Linked DNA regions of Homo sapiens: region 2 is linked to region 1. The links are chromatin contacts, found by Hi-C in ENCODE. All regions are on one chromosome and are shown on one strand. Each heading gives the region's core, a stretch centred on a gene start or an enhancer-like site at or near the end of the contact. The rest is flanking DNA. Distances are from core to core; before and after follow the strand shown. Region 1 holds the start of PIP5K1C (phosphatidylinositol-4-phosphate 5-kinase type 1 gamma). Region 2 holds the start of MAP2K2 (mitogen-activated protein kinase kinase 2).

Region 1 (7,024 bases), core at 2,608-5,107:
GGTCTAAATCTTTTTTCAAAACAGATTCTGGGTGAATCAGGAGCTCTGTCCATGACCTGCGTCCAAAGAACTCTTCCTGGAGCCTTAAAATGGTCAAGGCCGCCTGCAGTGGCTGACGCCTGTAATCCTCACACTTTGGGAGGCCGAGGTGGGCAGATCACCTGACACCAGCCTGGCCAACACAGTGAAATCCCATTTCTACTGAAATTACAAAAATTAGCCAGGTATGGTAGCACACACCTGTGGTCTCAGCTACTTGGGAGGCTGAGGTGGGAGGATCGCTTGAACCTGGGAGGCAGAGGCTGCAGTAAGCCGAGATCACGCCACTGCACTCCAGCCTGGGTAACAGAGCAAGACTCATCTCAAAAAAGAAAAAACAAAAAATGGTAGTAAAATACGCACAACATACAATTCACAATTTTCACCATTTCTTTTTTTTCGAGTCTTGCTCTGTTGCCCAGGCTGGAGTGCAGTGGTGCCATGTTGGCTCACTGCAACCTCTGCCTCTCAGGTTCAAGTGATTCTCCTGCCTCAGCCTCCCGAGTAGCTGGGATTATAGGCCTGTGCCACTATGCCCAGCTAATTTTTTGGTATTTTTAGTAGAGACAGGGTTTCACCACATTGACCAGGCTGGTCTTGAACTCCTGACCTTAGGTGATCTGCCAGCCTCGGCCTCCCAAAGTGCTGGGATGACAGGCGTGAGCCACCGCACCCGGCCCATTTTCACCATTTCTTTCTTCTTCTTCTTCTTCTTTTTTTTTTTTTTTTTTTTTTGGAGACAGAGTCTTGCTCTGTCGCCCAGGCTGGAGTGCAGTGGTGCCATGTTGGCTCACTGCAACCTCTGCCTTTCGGGTTCAAGTGATTCTCCTGCCTCAGCCTCCCGAGTAGCTGGGATTACAGGCACGCGCCACCACGCCTGGCTAATTTTGTATTTTTAGTAGAGACGGGGTTTCTCCATGTTAGTCAGGCTGGTCTTGAACTCCCGACCTCAGGTAATCCGCCCACCTCGGCCTCCCAAAGTGCTGGGATTGCAGGTGTGAGCCCCCGCGCCCGGCCCATTTTCACCATGTCTAAGAGCACAGCTCCGTGGCCTTAAGCACATTCCCATGGCTGTGCAAACATCACCGCCATCATCTCCAGAATGTTCTCATCTTCTGAGACTGGAAGTCTGCCCCTGTGAAACACTCACTCCTCGTCTCCCCCCAAGCCCCTGGCACCCCCCATCCTACTTTCTGTCTCTGTGAATGTGACAACTCTAGGGACCTCCTAGGAGTGGAACCACACAGAATTTGTCTTTTTGTTTTTTTTGTTTGTTTTTTTTTTTTGCGGGGACAGACGGGGTCTTTCTCTGTTGCCCAGGCCAGAGTGCAGTGGTGCGATCATAGCTCACTGCAGCCTTGAGTTCCCGGGCTCAAGCAGTCCTCCCACCTTAGCCTACTAAGTAGCTGGCTAATTAAAAAACAATTTTTTTTGTAAAGATGAGGGGTCTCACTACACCTAGCTAATTAAAAAAATTTTTTTTGTAGAGATGAGAGGGCTCACTATGTTACCCAGGCTGGTCTAGAACTCCTGAGCTCAAGTAATCCTCCTGCCTTGGCCTCCCAAAGTGCTGGAATTACAGGCGGGAGCCTCTGTGCCCACCCCAAACATTATTTATGTGCATAGGTAATATAATCATTATGATTTACATTTATGTAAATAATATAAACGTTATTACTTAAATTAACATAAACAACATAAGCCTTATTATGTGCTTATATAAAGAACATAAATATGGCCGGGCGCAGTGGCTCACACCTGTAATCCCAGCACTTTGGGAAGCTGAGGCGGGAAGATCACGAGGTCAGGCGTTCAAGACCAGCCTGGCCAACATGGCGAAACCTCATCTCTACTAAAAATACAAAAATTAGCCGGGCGTGGTGGCACGTACCTGTAGTCCTAGTTACTTGGGAGGGTGAGGCAGGAGAATCACTTGAACCCTGGAGGCAGAGGTTGCAGTGAGCTCAGATCGCCCCCCTGCACTCCAGCCTGGGCAACAACAGCAAGACTCCATCTCAAAAAAAAAAAAGAAGGATATAAATATTGCTACTTACATTTGCATAAATATATATAATTTATTATGTATTTCTATAATTATATGTTTCTTATAATAGCAAACTGTATTATTATTGATAAAATAATATAAAGAAAACAATAACATATCTATACTTACGTAATACAAACGATGGAATATAAATATTATTTGCAATATGATAATAAACAGGTAGTTAATTGCAAATGTTATTGATATGTATTGCGTAGATCAATGTTAATAACATGTATTGTGTAGATCTATATATATATATATTTTTTTTTGATATGGAGTCTCGCTCTGTTGCCCAGGCTGGAGTGCAGTGACACGATCTCAGCTCACTGCAAGCTCTGCCTCCCAGGTTCACCCTATTCTCCTGCCTTAGCCTCCCAAGTAGCTGGGACTACAGGCGCCCGCCACCACGCCTGGCTAATTTTTTGTATTTTTAGTAGAGACGGGGTTTCACCATGTTAACCAGGATGGTCTCAATCTCCTGACCTCGTGATCCGCCCGCCTCGGCCTCCCAAAGTCTTGGGATTACAGGCATGAGCCACCGCGCCCGGCCCTGTGTAGATCAATATTATTTACATGTACTGTGTATATCACTGTTATTGGTATATTTTGTGCATATCAATGTTATTGACATGTAGTGTGTATATCAATGTTATTGACATGTAGTGTGTACATTAATGTTATTGGCATGTAGTGTGTATATCAATGTTATTGGCATGTAGTGTGTATATCCATGTTATTGGCATGTAGTGTGTATATCAATGTTATTGACATGTAGTGTGTGTATCAATGTTAGTTACATGTATTGTGTAGATCAATGTTATTGGTATTCATTGTGTATAGCAATGTGATTGGCATGTATTGCATATAGCAATGCTATTTGTATGTTTTATGTAGATCCATGTCAATGATATAGTATAGATTCATGTTATTGGCATGTATTGTGTATATCCATGTTATTGGCATGTATTGTGCATATCCGTGTTATTGGCATGTATTGTGTATATCCATGTTATTGGCATGCATTGGGTAACTCCATGTTATTGGCATGTGCTGTGTAGGTCCATGTGTGGTTTTTTTTGGGACAGAGTCTCACTCTGTGGCCCAGGCTGGAGGGCAATGGTGCGATCTCAGCTCACTGCAACCTCTCCCTCCTGGGTTCCAGCGATTCTCCTGCCTCAGCCTCCCGAGTAGCCGCGATTACAGGCATGTGCCACCACGCCCAGCTATTTTTTGTATTTTTAGTAGAGACAGGATTTCACCATGTTGGTCAGGATGGTCTTGAACTCCTGACCTCAGGTGATCCGCCCTCTTCGGCCTCCCAAAGTGCCGGGAATATAGGCGTGAGTCACCGCGCCCGGCCAGATCCATGTTATTGTCATGCGCTGTGCAGGTCCCTGTTATTGGCATGTGCTGTTTAGATCCATGTTATTGGCATGTGCTGTGTACATCCATATTATTGGCACGTGCTGTATAGATCCATATTATTGTCATGTGTTGTGTAGATCCATGTTATTGGTATGTGTTGTGCACAGCAATGTTATTGATACGTATCGTGCCTGTCAATCTTACTGACCTAATACGATGGAATGGCGAGCCTGGCTCTGTACTCCCACCCCTGGGCGCGAGGGGGCACTCGAGGCGCTCCTGGCTGCGGGTCGCAAGCAGGCCCCGCCCCCGAGCCCCGATTGGCCGCGCGCCGTCCGCGGCGTCGCACGCACGCAGGCCCCGCCCCGTCCGCCCCGCGCCGGCCCGGCGCGCCCTCCCTTGGCCGGCGGCGCTTGTTGTTCGGCGGCGGCGGTCGCAGCTCGGGTCCCCCTCGGGCGCCCCCGCCGCCGTCCGCGCGCGGCCATGGAGCTGGAGGTACCGGACGAGGCGGAGAGCGCTGAGGCGGGGGCCGTGCCCTCGGAGGCGGCGTGGGCGGCAGAGAGCGGGGCGGCGGCAGGTAACGGCCCGGCCTCCCGGGGCTGCGGCCCGCTGGGCTCGTCCGAGCGCCGAGAGTCGCGGGGCTGCGGGGCCGGGGCGGGGGCTGCACGGTCGCTGCGGGGGCGCCGCCGGTTCCAGGAGCCTGGGGCGGGGCAGTCCCCTGGAGCCGCGGGGAGGACGGGGCTGAAGCCGCGCCGGGAAGCGGGAGGCCTGCGAGGGGCTACCTCCCACCGCTCCCGGGCCGGGGGCGACTCGGCGTGGGCGCCGCTGGGGATCCCCGTTCTGCCTGACCCGCTCCCAGGGGCTGCCCGTCGTGTGAGTGGCGGCTGCTTGGGTGGAGGCGGGGGTCTCTGAGGCCGTGCGTGCCCACCTCCTGATGTCACCTCCCTTTCTGTAAGTCCCCAGACCTGAGTCCGGGTGCGCGACCTTTCCTCACCTTCCTGGGCCTCAGTTTACCTCCCTGCTAAAATGAGGGGAGGAAAAGGGTTACATCTCAAGATGCCTCCACCGCCCCGGCTGTGCACACAGGGTGCCCTGTCGCCCCCTTTTCCTCTCCCCGAGCCTTCCCCCAGGACACACTGGTGGGGCTGCGGGCTGGGCGGGGGGCACGGCTGTCTCATGCCCCCTTTAGCTGCTTCCTGGACCTCCAGCCGGGTAGGTGGCGGCAGCTGGGCCTTCCCTTCTGTGGGGACGGTGTGCAGAGCCCAGAGGAAGGGAACAGTTCCTTCTCAGTCGAGGTCACAAGCTCCCAAATCGGAAGTTTCCGGATTCACAAAATCCTCTGCTCCTCCCAGGCAGCCAGCAGCAGCGTCTCTGTAGACACCCACACGGGCATCCGTCCTCCTTCTCCCCCCAGGCCTCCCGAAGCTTCCTTGGTTGGCAGGCGGGCAAGCGGGCGGGCGGGCGATGCGTGCTGCCTGGGAGTTGGGGAGATGTCTGGAGAGAGAGAGAGTGTGGAAGTCATCAAGTCCCCCCCCCACCCCCCGCCTTGAAAGACACTCGTGGCTTCCCTCCCGGCGGCCATCTGGAACCGCTTGGTAGGTGACCCGGTTCCTTCCCCAGAGCCAGTGGCCTCGCCCCTTTCTTTGCGGGCAGCCGGTGTCCTGGCCTGGCCAGCAAGAGACATGGTGGAGGAACCCAGGCAGGGCACCAGGCCCCAGCCCGGGTTCCTTTCTTGGGCCCCCCAACTTCCGCTGTCAGCCCTCTGACCCCAGCTGGTCAGAGACAAAGTAGCCCAGGACTCGCTGACCAAAAGAAAACCACACCGCGACCATTCATCTTATCAGGGGCTCTGGGAGCACCGGGGACAGATAAAGTTGCCAGCTCCAGACTGAGCATGGTGGTGGGGTGGGAGAGCGGGGGAGTGGGGGGGTGGGGGTGGGGGGCCGGGGAGGGCTGGAAGGTCAGGGTCTGGCATCTCTGCCCATCCCTGAAATCCACAGAAATCTGACCCCAGCTGGCCATATACTGCTTCTGAATGTTTAAAATTCAGAGTTGCCTCACTCCTCCAACGCCATCCCTCCTGATGTTAGCGCTGGTGAGTTTAGGTTGTGCCTGGCTGGGCCACAGAGACGTGAGCACATAAAGGGGCCTGCTTGTTCTTCACCGAGATGGTTTCATGCCTCACTGGGGCTTCTGTGCCTTGGCAGAGGTATTTTGAGTCAGGAAATTAGGGGTGCTGAGCAACGCCCCTGGCTTCTGCCCACTCCATGCCAGGAGCACCTGCCAGTTGTGACAGCCACAAGTGACCCAGACACCGTTCAGTGTCCCCTGGGGGCAGGACGGCCCTGGTGAGAAATGCCACACGTTTATGACTCTGTGAACTGCTTGCTTTTTATCTCTGGTCATCTGGAGTCTCCCCACCCTATGTTGGTATCGGTTTGTAGAGAGGGCGAGCGCCAGGCAGTGGTTAAGGGGGAGCCCCAGAGTTGGTCCCGCCGATGTCCCCCTCCCAGCTCCGCGCTTCAGGTGCTGTGTGGCCGTCACTTCCCCGGGCTTCAGCGTCCCGTCTGTGAAGTGGGGTGATGACCGTGTGTGCTAGGGGCTGAGCCTGGGATGAGTTGGCGCTCGTGCTTGGTGATTGTCGTGCCGGTTGGCCACCCCTTTCCGGCCTCTCCACCATCGGTGCCTCCAGGCCCCTGCTGAGGCCCATGCCCGTGGTTTCTGGAGTCACCGCTCACTGTTAGAAGCGATGGCGACACCTTCCAGAAAGCTCAGCTACAGCGGGAGCCTTGTCCGACAGGGGCCGAGGGAGGCTGCCCGTTTCCCACGGCACTGCCAGCTCCCAGTGTCATCGTCCTTGGCGATTTCGGCTGATCCGATGGGAGGCAAAGCAATGTCTCGTTGGTGTTTAGAATTTGGTTCCTCTAATTGCCTGGGCTCCTGGCTCCCGAGGCGTGGCCTGAATGGCGTCTCCATGGGCCGTGGCCGTGGGGCACGTGGGGGCGGTCTCGGGAAGGCCGGGGCTTGGGATGCGGCTGTGCCCACTGTGTGGGCCGATGGCCTGTGGTGGAGTTTGGTCTGAGCTGTGGCCTGGGCGTGTCTGAGCCTCTCCCAGGCTGTCCTGTCTCTGTGATGCCCCAGAACGGTCAGCTCCATCCCTGCCCCTGCCCCACTCCCACGGCTGATCTGTCTCTGTGATGCCCTGGAAAGGTCAGCTGCATCCCTGCCCCTGCCCCACTTCCACGGCTGATCTGGCAGCAAATGATGGCAGCTTCACCTTCAGAACTGGCCCAGAACCCACTGACTCCTTCCCTGTCCTCTGCCTCTCCCGGGTCCAGCTTGGTCCTCCCGGGTCCAGCTTGGTCCTCCCTGGTCCAGCTCGGTCCTCCCCGGTCCAGCTCGGTCCTCCTCGGTCCAGCTCGGTCCTCCTCCGTACAGCTCGGTCCTCCTCCGTCTGGCTGAGTACTCCCCGGTCCAGCTCAGTCCTCCTCCGTCTGGCTCAGTCCTCCTCTGTCTGGCTCGGTCCTCCCCGGTCCAGCTCGGTCCTCCTCCGTCCGGCCCAGTCCTCCTCCA
Region 2 (7,024 bases), core at 2,632-5,131, 420 kb before region 1:
ACCTCCACCTCTCAGGTTCAAGTAATTCTCGTGCCTCAGCCTCCCAAGTAGCTGAGACTACAGGCACCTGCCACCATGCCCAGCTAATTTTTTTTTTTTTTCCGAGATGGAGCCTTACTCTGTTGCCCAGGCTGGAGTGCAGGGGCACAATCTTGGCTCACTGCAACCTCCACCTCCGGGGTTCAAGCAGTTCTCCTGCCTCAGCCTCCCGAGTAGCTGGGATTACAGGTGCCCACCACCATGCCCGGCTAATTTTTGTGTGTTTTTAGTAGAGACGGGGTTTCACCATGTTGGTCAGGCTGGTCTTGAACTCTTGACCTCAGGTGATCTGCCCACCTCGGCTTGCCAAAGTGCTGTGATTACACCCGTGACCAGCCTAATTTTTGTATATTTAGTAGAGATGGGGTTTCACCATGTTGGCCAGGCTGGACTCGAACTCCTGACCTCAAGTGATCACCTGCTTTGGCCTCCCAAAGTGCTGGGATTGCAGGTGTGAGCCACCACACCCGGCCTCTCCTTATTTTAATGGCTCATTGTTAAACATTTACCAGCTCACTACTGCTGGGTGCAGAGGAAGAGAATGAACTAAAAAGGCAGTGAACAGACTTTCTGGAGTAAGGGGAAGTGTTACATGGATGTATAGAGTTGTAATAATCCAAGAAATTGAACTTCAGAAACTTGTGCATTAATAGGTGAGTGCAGTGGCTCACGGCTCTAGTCCCAGCACTGCTGAGGACGAGGCAGGAGGATCGCTTGAGCCTAGGAGTGTGAGACCAGCCTGAGTGACATGGAGAAACCCTGTCTGGACAAAAAATACAAAAATTAGCCGAGTGTGGTGGCGTATGTTTGTAGCCAGGGCTACTAGGGAGGCTGAGGTGGGAGAATCGCTTGAGCCAGGGAGGTGGAGGCTGCAGAGAGTTATGATCGTGCCACTGCACTCCAGCCTGAGGCCTGGGTGACAGAGTCAGAACTTGTCTTAAAAAGAAAAAAAAAGCCTAAAATAGGATAAAATGGGAGAAAGATTGCTAGGCAAAACAGAAGGAACATGGAAATAGCCCTGTCTCTGAAAGGGCCTGTCCTTATTTGAGGCCACATATGCATCCATCTGAATTTTGGACAAGCGGGTGGGAGCGATGAGAAGTAAAACTGAAAGGCCCAGATTGTAAAAACCCAGGAGCAGGCTTCCCCAGGAGCAGTGTTTTGTTTGTTGTTTTGTTTTGTTTTGTTTTTTTCGAGATGGAGTCTCGGTCGGTCGCCCAGGCTGGAGTGCAATGGCGTGATCTCGGCTCACTGCAACCTCCACCTCCCGGGTTTAAGCGATTCTCCTGCCTCAGCCTCCCGAGTAGCTGGGACTACAGGCACGCATCACCACACCCAGTTAATTTTTGTATTTTTAGTAGAGACGGGGTTTCACCATGTTGGCCAGGATAGTCTCAATCTCTTGACCTCATGATCCACCTGCCTTGGCTTCCCAAAGTGCTGGGATTACAGGCGTGAGCCACCGCGCCCGGCCAGTTGGTTGGTTTTGTTTTTTGAGCGTGAGTCTGGCTCTGTCGCCCAGGCTGGAATGCGATGGCACAATCTCGGCTCACTGCAACCTCCGCCTCCGGGGTTCAGTTATCCCACCTCAGCCTCCCTAGTAGCTGGAATTACAGCCACCCGCCACCACACCTGTGTAATTTTTGTATTTTTAGTAGAGACGAGGTTTCACCATGTTGGCCAGGTTGGTCTCGAACTCCTGACCTCAAGTGATCAGCCCACCTCAGCTTCCCAGGGTCCTGGGATTACAGGTGTGAGCCACGGCACCTGGCAAAAAATTAAATTTTTTTTTGTTCTGTTTTATTGGAGACGGAGTCTTACTTTGTCGCCCAGGCTGGAGGGCAGTGGTGCAATCTTGGCTCACTGCAACGTCTGCCCCCCGGGTTCAAGCGATTCTCCTGCCTCAGCCGCCTGAGTAGCTGAGACTATAGGCACACACCGCCAGGCCTGGCTAATTTTTGTATTTTATTTATTTATTTGTTTGTTTGTTTGTTTGTTTGATTTTTTTGAGACGAAGTCTCGCTCTTGTCTCCCAAGCTGGAGTGCAATGGCGTGATCTTGGCTCACTGCAACCTCTGCCTCCCGGGTTCAAGCAATTCTTCTGCCTCAACCTCGCGAGTAGCTGGGATTACAGGCACGCGCCACCATGCCCGGCTAATTTTTGTATTTTTTTGTTTTAGTAGAGACGGGGTTTCACCATGTTGGCCAGACTCGTCTTCAACTCCTGACCTCAGGTGATCCACCCGCCTCGACCTCCCAAAGTGCTGGGATTACAGGCGTGAGCCACCGCGCCCAGCCTATGACCTTTCTTATAAAGTGGTACGGCTATTGTATTAAATAGTAAGGTGGTGCTTCAAAAAGTTCAACATAGAATTACCATATAATCCAGTAATTCCTCTTCAGAACATATACCCAAAAGAACTCAAGGCAAGGACTCAAACAGATATTTGTACATCTGTGTTCATAGCGGCACGATTCACCGAAGTGTCTAGTGGCAGATAAATGGATAAGCAAAATATAGTCCATGCACACAATAGAATATTATTCAGCCTTAAAAAGGAGGAAAATCCTGACTGGGTGCGGTGGCTCACGCCTGTAATCCCAGCACTTTGGGAGATCGAGGCGGGTGGATCACGAGGTCAGGAGATGGAGACCATCCTGGCTAACACGGTGAAACCCCGTCTCTACTAAAAATACAAAAAAATTAGCCGGGCATGGTGGTGGGCACCTGTAGTCCCAGCTACTCGGGAGGCTGAGGCAGGAGAATGGCGTGAACCCGGGAGGCAGAGTTTGCAGTGGGCCGAGATCGCACCACTGCACTCCAGCCTGGGTGACAGAGCGAGACTCCGTCTCAAAAAAAAAAAAAGGGAAATTTTTCTTTTTTTTTTTTTTTCTGCTCTTTTTTGGAGCAGGGCTACCCGATTGGAAGTATGCCCGGAGTAGTCAAGTGGGTAAATTCTAACACAGGTTACAACGTGGATCTAACACAGCTACAACAGGCACCTTGAGGACGTGGCCCTCAGTGAAATATGCCAGCCACAAAGGGACAAAACCTGTGTGATCCTACTCATATGAAGTCCCTAGAATCATCAGATTCACAGGAAGTACGACGTTGGGTTCCAGGGGCTGGGGAGGGGGATAGGGAGTGAGGTTTCATAGGGGACAGTGTTTCAGTTTCGGAAGATGAGAAAATTCTGGAGATGGTGGTGGTGGTGGTTGCTTAATGCCGCTGAGCTGTGCATTTAGAAATGGTTAAAATGACAAGTTTTATGTTATGTGTATTTTATAATAAAAATGTTTCAACATGCGCATAGTAATATATGCAATTTTATTTGTCAATTAAAATAAATTTTAAAAATGTTTTAGAGTGGCCTTGTTCTGATGAAGGAGGGGGAGTAACTGACACTCTAAGGCGGTGGGGGCTAGGGGCGTGTGTCCACGCTTGCCAAAAAGATTAAATGGACTCTGGGTGGGTCTCGTCCACTGTTCTGGGGTCTTACGGGTTCTCTCAGCCCCAGCCTGGGGCACCACAGGCTCTCAGGAGTCTGGCTACCCTGCCCACCTGTGCACGACCATCACCCCAGCCTTCATCCCTCCGTCTCCTCCCCTGCTCCCGCGCCTCATGCCCCAAGCGCTTGGGCACACGCGCCGTGGTAAGGCAAGCGAGGGCGCCCGGTCCCGGCACCGCCTCGCGTCGGTCTCCGCCCCTTTCCCCTCCGAAAGGCGGCCTTGTGCTGCTGCGCAGGCGCGGCGGCTGGGGGTGGGGTCCATCGCGGCTCCCGATCCCGTTATCGCGAGAAGCCGGTCCGCGATCTTGTGGCCGCCCCTCCCCTCCCCCTGCCTCTCGGACTCGGGCTGCGGCGTCAGCCTTCTTCGGGCCTCGGCAGCGGTAGCGGCTCGCTCGCCTCAGCCCCAGCGCCCCTCGGCTACCCTCGGCCCAGGCCCGCAGCGCCGCCCGCCCTCGGCCGCCCCGACGCCGGCCTGGGCCGCGGCCGCAGCCCCGGGCTCGCGTAGGCGCCGACCGCTCCCGGCCCGCCCCCTATGGGCCCCGGCTAGAGGCGCCGCCGCCGCCGGCCCGCGGAGCCCCGATGCTGGCCCGGAGGAAGCCGGTGCTGCCGGCGCTCACCATCAACCCTACCATCGCCGAGGGCCCATCCCCTACCAGCGAGGGCGCCTCCGAGTGAGTGGGCAGGGGTCAGCCGGAGGCTTGGGGTGCACGGGGCAGGGAGCCCTCGGGGAAGGACGGGGCGAGGGGACGGGGGTTCGCGAGGAGTGCACGAGGCAGGGGGGTCACGGGGGAGGACGGGGTGAGTGGTGCACGGGGCAGGGGGTTCTCGAGGGGAGGACAGGGCAGGGGACCCTCGGGGGAGGACGGGGCAGGGGGCCCTCGGGGGAGGACGGGGCAGGGGGCCCTCGGAGGACGGGGCGAAGGGTGCACGGGGCAGGGGGGTCTTTGAGCAGTGAGATTGGGCGAGGGGAGGTCCTTGTGGTGGAAAAGATGGGGTGTGGGGTTCCTGAAGAGTGGAATTGGGATAACGGGAGTCTCTGAGTAGTGAAGTTGGGGTGAAGGATGTCTCTAAGAGGAGAGGATGGGGACAGGGGTCCCTGAGCAGCGAGGTTGAGTGAGGGGAGGTCCCTGCAGTGCAGAAGATGGGGTGTGGGGCTTCTGAAAAGTGAAGCTGGGGTGAGGGGAGTCCCTCAGTAGGAAAATCGGAATGAGGGGTGTCCCCAAGGAGAGAACAGGATGAGGCTCCCCAAGCAGTGAGATCGGGGTGAGGGGTATCTCTAAGAGGAGAGAACACAGTGTGGGGTCCTTGAGTAGTGAAATGAGGGTGAAGAGTTCCTAAGAGGAAAGGACGGAGTAAAGGTTGCCGTAGTCATGAGATGAGGGTGAGGGGAGACCCTGAGTAGGGAAATCGGGGTGCAGGGCATTCCTGAGAGGAGAGGATGGGGTGTGGGGAGGTCAGGCAGCCCCTGAGGAGGAAATCTGGGCAAGGGGGCTCCAGAGGGGAGAGGATGGGGTGAGGGGTCCCTGAGTAATGAGACTGAGATGGGGTAGGGTCCCTGGTAGGAAAAGACGGGGTAAGGGTCCCTCAATAATGAGATAGGGCCAAGGGAGGTCCCTGTGGGAAAAGACAGGGCATGGAGTCACTGAGTAGCAGAATGGTGGTAGGTCTCTGAGTAGTGAAATGGGGTGAACGGTCCCTGAATAGTGAAATCGGGGAGATGGTGGGGTCCCTGAGTAATGAGATTGGAGTGAGGGGAGATCCCTTTGGGGAAAAGATGGGGTTTGGAATCCCTAAGTCGTGAGATCAGGCCAAGGAGATGTCCTTGCAGAGAGAAGATGGGGTGCAGGGCCCCTGAATTGTGAGATGGGGTTGAGGGGGTCCCTGGGAGGAGAGGATGTGTCGGTGGGGGCCTGTGGGGGAAGGATAGGCAAGGGGTGTTCTGCATATTGAAATGATAGTGAAGCGAGTCCCTTGGGGGAGAGATGGGGTGAGGGGGTCCCTATGGGGGAAAGATGGGGTGGGAGGGTTCCTATGGGGGAGAGATGGGGTGAGGGGGTCCCTATGGGGGAGAGATGGGGTGGGAGGGTCCCTATGGGGGAGAGATGGGGTGAGGGGGTCCCTATGGGGGAGAGATGGGGTGAGGGGGTCCCTGTGGGGGAGAGATGGGGTGGGAGGGTCCCTATGGGGGAGAGATGGGGTGGGAGGGTCCCTATGGGGGAGAGATGGGGTGGGAGGGTCCCTATGGGGGAGAGATGGGGTGGGAGGGTTCCTATGGGGGAGAGATGGGGTGGGAGGGTGCCTGAGCCACAGGTTGAGAGTGCAGCACCTGGGTGGGGAGGACAGGCTGAGAGGTCTTGGGGGGGCGGGGAGCGGTCCTTTTGGGGAATGAGTCCCTGAGTAATGAGGTTGGCATGGGATGAAGAGGGCACCTAGGGTGCCAAGGTGGGGCAGGGGGGTCCCTTAGGGGAGAGGATGGGGTGAGGAGGTCCATAGACAACCAGGGAAAAGGGAAGAGAGGGGAGGACAGGGGGCTCCCAGAAGGGTCAGGATGTGGGAGAGGGGTGTCCTAGGGGGTCACGATGGGGTGGGAGACCCTAGAAAGGTCAGGATCGGGGGACTTTGGGGGGGTCAGGGTGGGAGTTCTGGGGTATCTGAGGACAAGGGGGTGTCTTAGGGGTGTCAGGACATGGGGGGGCTTTAGCGGGGTCAGGATGGGAGTTCTAGCGGGTTCCAGATGGAGGGGTTTCTGCTGGGGGAGGTCTAGTGGGATCAGGACAGGGGTTCCAGGGGGTTCATGTTGTGGGGGGGGTCAGGTTGGGTCCTCGGGGGTCATGTTGGGGGATTCTGGGGGGGTCAGGTTAGGGGGTCCTCGGGGGGTCATGTTGTGGGGGTTCTGGGAGGGCAGAGCAGGGGGTCCTAGGGGTCTCATGTTGGGGTTCTGAGGGGGTCAGGATGGGGTCCCAGGGAGGTCAAGATGTCAAGATGGGCATCTCTGAGAGGGCATCTCCTGCTTGTGGCGGTGCCCAGTGTGTGGAGTCCCTGAAGCTGGAAGTGTGAGGAGACAGGGAAGCCAGAGTGTGAGGAACGAGGAGGCGTGGGGATCAGGGGACCCTGCTGGCCCCTGAAAGCAGAGGTGCAGATTCTGAAGTGAGTGGACCGGAAAACCCTTGTGAGGGGCTGACCCAGTGCAGAAGCTTTGAGGAGGTGGAGGGCGACCAGAGGCCTGGGTGAAGGGATCTGAGAAAGGGGTATGCTGGGGTCCGGGTGGCGTGCTGGCAGAATCGCACTGCTCCAGGACGAGGGAGGGGACTGGGTGTTGGGGGCACACACTGGTGGGGTCATGCCAGGGTGATCTCTGCACTCCCGTTCTGCAGGCCGAGGCAGGGCAGGGCGATCCCCGGGGCCCTTGGCTGGGGTCCGGGTGCCGTGCCTGCGGTGTGACCCCTCAAGAACCAGGTGTCAGGGACTGTGGCATG

Evidence for each region. Hi-C counts contacts between places; a loop is a spot of excess contacts on that map. Pooled maps may share reads with other maps.
Region 2: a loop to region 1 is called in a pooled map, with 22 times the contacts of the local background. The contact joins the promoter of MAP2K2 here to the promoter of PIP5K1C in region 1. A Hi-C loop is called at or near these places in 5 of 50 pooled maps.

Annotation. Positions count from the first base shown.
Region 1 is chr19:3,697,301-3,704,324 of GRCh38, reverse strand. It overlaps PIP5K1C (phosphatidylinositol-4-phosphate 5-kinase type 1 gamma), which reads left to right and starts at 3,857. Exons shown (of 18, transcript NM_012398.3): 1 at 3,857-4,028. The coding sequence starts at 3,935. RefSeq lists silencers at 3,609-4,098, 4,179-4,318 and an enhancer at 4,017-4,800.
Region 2 is chr19:4,120,979-4,128,002 of GRCh38, reverse strand. It overlaps MAP2K2 (mitogen-activated protein kinase kinase 2), which reads left to right and starts at 3,881. Exons shown (of 11, transcript NM_030662.4): 1 at 3,881-4,219. The coding sequence starts at 4,128. RefSeq lists silencers at 3,729-3,848, 4,039-4,288.